2 separate regions of the Homo sapiens genome follow, and region 1 is linked to region 2. The links are chromatin loops, found by intact Hi-C in ENCODE. Cell type or tissue: heart right ventricle. All regions are shown on one strand.

What was found. Peaks named below come from ENCODE experiments on the same cell type or tissue, not always from the same donor. Only the 100,000 strongest peaks of a DNase experiment are listed, where the experiment ranks them.
Region 1: it touches region 2 in a loop (11-fold over the local background); 74 of 110 quality-filtered maps call a loop at or near these places.

Annotation. Positions count from the first base shown.
Region 1 is chr11:33,742,811-33,747,810 of GRCh38, reverse strand. It overlaps FBXO3 (F-box protein 3), which reads left to right. Exons shown (of 11, transcript NM_012175.4): 10 at 491-681. Among named protein-coding and RNA genes, the nearest start is that of CD59, 8.9 kb to the right of the region's middle. In heart right ventricle, no CTCF peak of the experiment used is centred here; no DNase peak of the experiment used is centred here; H3K27ac peaks cover 4,743 bases.
Region 2 is chr11:33,360,420-33,365,419 of GRCh38, reverse strand. No RefSeq gene overlaps it. Among named protein-coding and RNA genes, the nearest start is that of KIAA1549L, 13 kb to the left of the region's middle. In heart right ventricle, a CTCF peak has its summit at 2,882 (motif pointing left); no DNase peak of the experiment used is centred here.

The DNA of each region.
Region 1 (5,000 bases), 380 kb before region 2:
GCTAAGCGCAGTGGCTCACGCCTGATATCCCAGAACTTTGGGAGGCCAAGGTGGGCGGATCACCTGAGGTCAGGAGTTTGAGACCAGCCTGGCCAATGTGGCAAAACCCTGCCTCTACTAAAAATACAAAAATGAGCTGGGCATCATGGCAGGTGCTTGTAATCCCAGTTACTCAGGAGGCTGAGGTGGGAGAATAGCTTGAGCCCAGGAGGTGGAGTTTGCAGTGAGCTGAGATCACGCCACTGCACTCCAGCGTGGGCAACAGAGCAAGACTCTGTCTCAAAAAAAAAAAAAAAGTCAAGAGGAATAAAATACCTACTCATTGTCCTATCACTGTTAACATTTTGTTACATTTTCTTTTGGAATTTTTTTTTCTAACTGTGCATTTACTATTATATAGTTTACATAATGCCATGGAGACCATACCTTATTTATTGTAATAAAGAAATGAATTTTATACTTTGGTTTATTGTTACTGTTTTCCCTGCAGGTGAATTTCCAATCATCAGCCCAGGTCGGGTATATGAATACACAAGCTGTACCACATTCTCTACAACATCAGGATACATGGAAGGATATTATACCTTCCATTTTCTTTACTTTAAAGACAAGATCTTTAATGTTGCCATTCCCCGATTCCATATGGCATGTCCAACATTCAGGGTGTCTATAGCCCGATTGGTAAGTTAAATTTTCCTCTAGTGCTGATTTACATGACTTTGTAGGGTTAACACTGCAGATAAGCCAGGCAAATAGTTAGTTTATAAATAGTGTTCCAGAGAACCCTAGAGATTTTGAGAAAGTATCTTGGGGGTCATGTGAATTTGTTGAGAGAAATGGACAAGTAAATGAGGCTCCATAGTCTCTAACCAGAGAATTTCTGCTGTTTTAAAGATTCAACTTGTTTTTCACTGTTCAGTGGCCTAAATGTAGATTATGAGAAATACCACATTAGACCAGTAGAATCAGCTTTAAGACTGGGAAAACAACTTCTTACAGTGTTTTTGCTCAAACTTCCAATTTAATGTCAAATAAACAAATATTCCATAAAGATCATTATAAAGAAAATTTAATGTGTGGATGTGTACTTTTGGCAGTCTCTCTGGGATCATTTCTTAAGTCAACTAGGTATATTTTTTAAAATCTCGTTTTTAGGGTTACCTTATGACAAGTGTAACAGTAACTCCAACCTTAGAGACTATAACATGATTAAAGAAAGTTATGAAGCTCCAGTTATACAATGGGGATAAAATATGAATTATATACCCAGAATGCAATTGAGTTGTAGGTGTTGAATCTTTGGAAAATGCCCTCTAGCTTCTGGAATGACCCTGATGGATGGGTTTAAGTTTGGAAAGATGGACATGATATTAATCTGATCCAGAGCTGACACATTTTCAACTCCAGTTTGAAAAGAGAAGGATGATAATGAGACTTTGGGCCATTACCTGTGTGGCATATCTAGTGAAAAGAATCTACAGTGTGCGTTTGGAAGTGAAGATTTAGATTTCTTCCCAGTGGAGGAATGCCAGAAACTGTATTTCCAGTACTGGGAATTTGCTGCTTTGCATAACAGAATTCCTTTTTTGACTGGCCCAGTATCTGTATGAGTTTGGAATAATCTTTTCCCTAAATGTTTGATATGATTCATCACTGAAGTTATCTGGGGCTAGAGTTCTGTTTGTGGGAAAATTTTGAAATTTGAATTTAATTTCTTTAATATTCATATTTTCTATTTCTTCTTGTTTCAGTTTTGGTAATTTGTGCCTTTCAAGGAATTTGTCCATTCCATCTAAATGTTGAATTTATTGGTATAAAGTTATTGACAGTATTCCCTTGATATCCTTTTAATGGCTACAAAAGCCATAGTCACTTGTCCTCTTTTGTTCTTAATATTGTTAATTTATATCTTCTCTTTTGTTCATTGCTTTAGTTAGGGGTTTGTAATTTTTATTGATCATTTAAAGGAGCAACTTTTGGTTTTACTAATTTTCTCTATTTGCTTATTTTCTATCGCATTGATTTCTGCAGTTATCTTTATTTCTTTCCTTCTACTTTGAGTTTGCTTTTCTTCTAGCTTTTTTAAGGTAGAAGTTTATATTAGTAATTTTAGAACTTTTCTCTCTCCAAGCACTGTTTTAGCTGCATTTCACAAGTTTTGATGTGTTTTCATGAACGCGTAGTTCAAAATAGTGTCAGATTTCCCTTGTAATTTAATTTTGATCTATGACTTTTCTAGAAATGTGTTAATTTTCAAACATTTGGGGGAGTTTTCAGTTATCTTTTGGCTATCGATTTTTTAAATTTATTGTGGTTAGAGAATTTGCTCTGTATTTTCAATCCTAAATGTTTTATGGCCCAAAATTATGGTTTATCTTGGTAAATGATCCTTGTATATTTGAAAATAATGTACATTCTGCTATTTTGGGGAATATTACTCTATAAATGATAGGTCAAATCGGTTGACAGTTTTTTTCAAGTCTTCTGTATACTTGCTGATTTTTTTTTTTTTTGGTCTTTGTCCTATCAACAAGTGAGAGATGATTGTTGAAATCTCCAAATATAATTATAGTTTTTTGTTTCTCTTTTTAGTTCTGTCAGGTTTGCTTCATGTATTTTGAAGCTGTATAATTATATGCAAATATGCTAAGGATTATTATGTATTTTTAATGACATAATTCTTTCATCATTATGAAATCTCCATCTTTATCGCTGATAATATTCCTTGTCCTAAAGTTCAAAGAGCATTGAGGTGTGTTTTGGCAGGCAGTTGAGTTACTATTGGGTCGACTTGATCCTTTGGAATCTTGTTTGTTTTTAATGTTTGTTAGGGTGGGTGTAAAGTTGTCTTTATTTAAGGACGGTGGTTGTCAACTTTCAGTCTCATGACCCCCTGAAACTCTAAAAACTTATTGAGGACTCCGAAGAATTCTTGCTTATGTGGATTGTATTAATGCTTACCATATCAGAAATTAAAACTGAGAAATAAGTAAAACAATATTTACTTATTAGTTCCTTTTCAAATGACAATAATAAACCCATTTCATGTTCAGCTCTCTCTTAACTATGTTCTTTCTTATTAGTTTTCGTTTCCTTCTAACCACAAATAAACATATAAAATCTTGACCTGCCTTGTGGAAAATGTTTTCTCTCAAGGATGAGAAATAAAATGAGAATTCTGGACTTACTTCTTATCAACATTAAAAAAGCCATGGGGGTTGTATTTGTTGACCTTTCCTGTTTGTATATTAGTTTTCTGATATGGAGAATTGTTCTGCTTTTTCGTCCTCTACCAGTCTGATTAATTCGTAGGCTTAACACTTCCTTTTTCTTTCTCCTTGGAATGCCTCTTGGGATATGCATTAGTTGGTCTTATGTCTTTTCTTGGTCTAGGTGGTGTGTGTGTTTGGCTTGTTTGGGGCACTTTTAGAGGCTCCAGCTGCACATTTCCACTCCTCTCTGTGTGTTCCTCTCTGCATCTGCTGTTTGTGTGTGTACACTTTTTTTCTGAGCAATCTTTCTCCTTAGCCACATTGAGTTCTTTAACAGTTTTTCTGTTTTCTTCTTCATTAAGATAATTAATAATCATACTACTCACATATCATGTTTTAGAACTTCCTAAGCCTTTCCCTTTCCCACCTTTTGGACCTCCTAACTGAATTTCAAAGTCTTCATTCCTTAGATTAAAAAAATAAATCCAAAGATAAAAGAATGTAATGTCTTATAAGTCGTATCAGTGTATATTTTCTCTGTTATTGTTGTTAGTGTTATAATAAATCCTAAGTGACACAATTCCTTTCTCCTACATTAATTCATTTGCTTGTACAACAACTATTTATTGAGCACTGTGATTAACAATATAATCAAATTCCCTGCCTTGGAATTTACATTCCAATTCAAAGAGACAAACTGTAACAATAAACACTATGTCCTTATATTAAGTAGTAATAAGTGCTGTGGAGAAACAGCAGAGTAAAGGGGATAAAGAACGTATTGTTAGGTTGTTCTAATATAAAGATGTGTCAGGAGAGGCCTTGGTGACATTTAAGCTGAAACGTGAAAGGAGCAGAGGGAATTAGGTGGATATGTGGGAGACGAGAGGTCGAAGCAAAGGAGCAGCACGTGTGGAGGTTCCGAAACAGTAATGTGCTTGGTGTGCTTGACCCAAGGAGGCCAGTGTAGCTGGAGTGCAGTGAACAACAGGGAGAGGGGCTGGAGATTAGATCAGAGTGTTAATGGGGTGGTGGATCACGTAACACCATAAAAGCCTTGGTGGAAGGACTCTGGCTGACATCACGCCCCAAGTTGCCCCATACTTTCCAGAATACCAAGTAGGTCCTTGCTGTTCAGAATTCTGTTCAATGTAGCAGCCCCTCCCATTGCGTCTTCAAATGTGTGAGAGAGAACATTGACAGCAGAGTAAGTCATGGCTTGATTACAGACATTGCATGGGCAGAATTGACATTTCCAAGAGATATTCAGATGCATGTTCAACATCACTACTGTCCTAATCTGAGAGCCTCCAACAAGGTAATTTTAAAATAGAGGCTGTCATTTCCTTCCAGTGTGGGTTGATCTTAGATATATACTTATAACGAATCGGCAAAGTGACACTGTGATTTCTGAGTTAGAAAAAGGTAATATTCCTTCAGCCTAGGGTTCTGTCTTTCTCTCCTGGGACATGTGTCTTTGACACCCTGAGCCACCATGTAAGAAGTCCAGCTACCATGAAGCCGTCATGCAGAAGAGACCATGTAGAGACATCACACAGAGATAGAGGGAGGCACCCAGGAGCCCCAGCTGTTTCAGACTCCAGATATTTGGATCATCCTGCGCGGGTACCAGACATGTGAATGAAGAAGCTCGTGAGATGACTGCAGTTCCAGCTACCATCGGACTGCAACATCACGGGACACCCCAACCCAGAACCACCCCACTGAATACTTCCCAAACACCAACCCACATGAACCATGAGAGATAATAATGACTGTTGCTGTTTC
Region 2 (5,000 bases):
AAACACCATTTAAACTACTGATACATTTTTTTGCAAAGAAATAAAACGCTTAACTCTCAATGCTTCTCATGTTTTTAATTGGTATGCTATATAAATATTAGCTTTTCTATTTTTTCATTTCCCTATACATTTACAACCAACAGTAAGAGACTTAGCAATGCTTTAACAAAAAAATAATGTTAAAGGTCATGGAACAATTGTAATTTTTCCCATTGATAAAGATCACATAGTCTGAGCTTCTATAGTCATTTTTATGGCCACACACTGCTGTCCAAAGTAAGGATGAGTTATACTCAAAACATATCACCTTTGAATAATTTTACTATTATCTGTGCTCTTGAAGTTATTTATGTCTATCTTATCTATGTTAAATGGTGCAAATCTCTTTCCAGCTCTGTGTTCAGCGACATTGTGCAGATAGCTTGAAATTGTTCTTGGTGGGAGCATTTACACCATGAAAATTGGCAAACACTACAAATCAGGGCTTGACTTATTGTTTTGTTGATCATCTAGACTTGAGAAAGTTATGGAGAAAATGTTAATGTGGACTATATTTAAATGTTTATCTTACCTATGGTTGTACATTGTTAATAACAAACAAAATATGGGGAAAAAAGGGAAAGCGTATTCTTCCAGTATTTGAAAATTATCGTCAGATAGAGCAAAGAATTCACTCATGTCATTGTTGAACAAGTGAAGTTCTAACATACGTCTTTGTTGTTTCCTTTTGGTCTTAAATGTAAAAGAAAACAATAACAAACACTGACATCAAAAGTATACTTGTTGATCAATACCATGAGCAACTTCTTGGCTAAATCAGGTAGTAATCAAGCATTTATTCATAGCCTGATTTTGTCAAATCATGGTAGAATTATAACCTTAAGTTGGAAGAATTATAACCTTAGGCTGGCTGTAAGTATATAAATAGATATACTGTACTATACTATACTATACTATACTATACTATACTATACTATATGTCTATCTATATACTCTTAGTATGTCTACAGCCAACTTAAGGTTTTACTTAAGTCTATACTTATAAGTATACTTATATGTCTGGTAAAACTCAACAAAAGCATTCTATGAGAACCAGTTGGCCATATGGAATTTATAATAAAGACTGTTGTATACTTTATTATCATTTATAAATTATGTGCTACCATTCTTTATATTCATGTAATTTATAACAAATTTATATAAATACATATGAATACCCCCTTACCCACCCAGCTAGTTGGTGAACATTTGCCAGCACTGCATTTTAGAGAATGTAATTAGGTGGGACTTTCACAGCTGTAGAGTCAAACAGGGACTGGAATTTCACCATTGCTTCTTTCTGTGTTATCTTTGTTTTGTTTTGATTTGCTTTGTTTTGTTTTGTTTGGAGTCTCACTCTGTCGCTCAGGCTGGAGTGCAGTGGCACGATCTCGGCTTACTGCAACCTCCACCTCCCAGGTTCAAGTGATTCTCCTGCCTCAGCCTCCCAAGTAGCTGGGATTACAGGCACGTGCCACTATGCCCAGCTGATTTTTTGTGTTTTTTAGTAGGGACGAAGTTTCACCATGTTGGTCAAGCTGGTCTCGAACTCCTGACCTCAGGTGATCCACCTGCCTCGGCTTCCCAAATTGCAGTGCTAGGATTACAGGCATGAGACACATCGCCCGGCCTCTTTCTGTGTTATCTTAAGTAAACTACTGAGCTTCTCTAAGCCTTTTCTTTTTCTGCAAAATAAAAAAAATAAAGAAGGATTTGTCACAAGAAGGGGTTGTTGTGAGAATAAGCCACATAAAAGGCTCTGGTACAATGTAGGTGTTGAATGTCTGTTACTCTTTTCCTCTTATCTTTTCCTTCCACTTCCAGCTGCCAAATCCTCTAAGTTTTATTTCCTTTGCTGGAGATAAAATGATCTACACGTTTTCGTACTACATCGCAGGTCTACCTGACAGCAGAGAAACGAATGGATGAATGGATGTCTTCCTTTGATTCCTTGATAAACCAGTCAGTCTAAGTAGTAATTTAAGAATTCATGGACGGTTGAAATCCTTTCTCACTTTTTCAAAATATATAAAAATTAGAAACAGAGCCGGCCGGGCACTGTGGCTCACGCCTGTAATCCCAGCACTTTGGGAGGCTGAGACGGGCGGATCAAGAGGTCAGGAGATCGAGACCACCCTGGCTAACACGGTGAAACCCCGTCTCTACTAAAAATACAAAAAAATTAGCCGGGCGTGGTGGCGGGCGCCTGTAGTCCCAGCTACTCGGGAGGCTGAGGCAGGAGAATGGCATGAACCCAGGAGGCGGAGGTTGCAGTGAGCCGAGATCACACCACTGCACTCCAGCCTGGGCGACAGAGCGAGATTCCGTCTCAAAGAAAAAAGAAAAAAGAAAAAAAGGAAAGGAAGGAAGGAAGGAAGACGAAAGAAAGAAAGAAAGAAAGAAAGAAAGAAAGAAAGAAAGAAAGAAAGAAAGAAAAAGAAAGAAAGAAAGAAAGAAAGAAAGAAAGAAAGAAAGAAAGGAAGGAAGGAAAGAGAGAGAGAGAGAGAAAGAAAGAAAGAAAAAGAAAGAAAGAAAGAAAAAGAAAAACTGAGCCAAGTGTGGTGGCTTATGCCTGTAATCCCAGCAATTTGGGAGGCCGAAGTGGGAGGATCACTTGAGCCCATGAGTTTGAGGCTACAGTGAGCTATGATTATGCCACTGCCCTCCAACCTAAGTGACAGAGAGACAGAAACATCGTCTCTAACAATAAAAATTACAAAATTAGACACTCCGACATAGCCTACACTGCTCATATTTCTGCTTTGCTATTTTCTTTAAAGTTATTATGAGACCAAACTTAAAAAAAAATTTATTAGGAAACTTCCCCCCCTGCTGGCCATAATACAACATAGCAATACTATATTGAACGGCATTACTAAACGTCAAACTGAAAATAAACTCAAAATAACTAATCTTGCAAACTGCCTACCCACAGACCAGCTCTGGCCTGAAGACAACTTGTGTTTGGTATACACCATGTCTAAAATAATTTTTTTAAAAAACTTTTGAATTAGTTGCCAATATCTGACATGCATATTTCTGTGTTTTCTCCAAAAAGTAGACATTGGTGCACATTTGGTCTGCCATCCTACTTGTGTTTCCTGATTACTTTGGGTGGGGCTTTGACTCTCCACTCGGCCAGTCCCCACTCAGTCTGCTTCATCTACTTATGGCATCTGCCCAGCCCTTGCTGCTTTTAAGTTTGCAACCCCAGGCTCTCTCAATTTGCCAATGAGTACACTGAAGCCCAAACTTGCTCAAAATCATACTACCTATAGTAGCAGCAAAGCAGATAATGAAATATGGGCCTCCTAAATTGCATTCAACAGATGTTTATTGATTTCATTCATCTATTTAACAAATGTTTTAGTGCTGACTGTGGCCAGGTACATAGCAAATGTCAAAGAAACAGAGTCTGCAGGATTAAAATGGCCTTTGTCTTTAGAGCTTACAGTTAGTGCAAAGAGCAGGTGGGCAAGGCAAGAAATATAATGAAAGTGATGAAACAAGGGATAAGGGAACTGTGGCGATGCTGCAGCACAGTTCCTGCTCTCACCTCAGCACCTGGTTCAAGTTCATCATCATCATTGAGAATACAAATATTACCAAGATTTTCTAAATAATGTCCTCAAACCCTAGGGCCCACATTGATTCAACATTCACTGGGCACAAGTGCTAAATACTAGAGAAAGAGTAGTAAATGCTGCATTTACTACATTACTTCTCCCAAGCATGCCCTCTAAAATAGTCACTCATTCATCTCCCTGTTCATCCTGCCTTCGGAATTACCATCTGCAATCAGTGTGCTAGGCTAAGAGGGACTCAAGATCAGTAAGATCCATGGAGTGTGCAGTAGTTGCTGGGCAAGCCACATCTCTGCAAAAATAGGAATCAGACATACCCTTAAGTAATGGAGACATGGGATTAAAGCTAAACTAAGAGAAGAGCAAAAACGAATCATGACACCACGATTAAACACCCATGACATCCATGACTGGGAAGTAGTACAAGACAAAGGGATTAGTTTTGTGCCTGACCTGTAAAAATTACTCTGAGTTCTTTGAAACCTGGGCTTTTTGTTGAAATGGCTGATTTCAGATCTGAGGCAGAAAAGGTACAAGGTGAGCCCAAGACATTCTTTTGGGCCAGAAAGCAAGGGAACATTCAGACAAATGTGGTGATGTCAAAAAGATTCAGGGGTCTTGAAGATAATTGGTCACTTTAACCTACTGAATAAAGCAAAATCCATGAACCCATAGTGATGACAGAAAAACAGAGAGCGAGAGAGCTTGTGTACAGGGAGAAAGCCTGTTTTTACAGAAAGATGCCAGGTCATGAATGTATTTAAGAGAAGGAATCATAGAGTTGAAAATCACTATTTTTGCAATCCCCAGTGTAATAGATTCAGACAGCAATCATTAATGGATGCTAAAAACACCGAGTAAAATGTTATTGATACTTTCAAAGTATCACCCCACCAATGACAGTGGAGAGATTTGCCAGTCATCACTCTTTAACTGTCATCCCTGATAGTGAACAACCTGACGTGACACAATGACGCAACTCCTATAATTACCTTTGCACATGAACACCGAATTAAGGCATTAGAACCAGCCTCTACTTTACAGAAAATAGAGATGAGCCAATTAGGACAAATGAACAATCAGACAAATCCAGAATGTACAATATTCTAGCCTGAACTTGTGGCTCATGCCTGTAATCCCAGCACTTTGGGAAGCCGAGGTGGGTGGATCATTTGAGGTCAGGAGTTCAAGACCAGCCTGGCCAACATGGTGAAACCCCATCTCTACTAAAAATAAAAAAATTAGCTGGGCATGGTGATGGGGGCCTGTAATCCAAGCAACTCTGGAGGCTGAGGCAGGAGAATTGCTTGAACCCAGAAGGCGGAGGTTGCAGTGAGCTGAGATCACACCACTGCACTCCAGCCTGGGTGTCAGAGT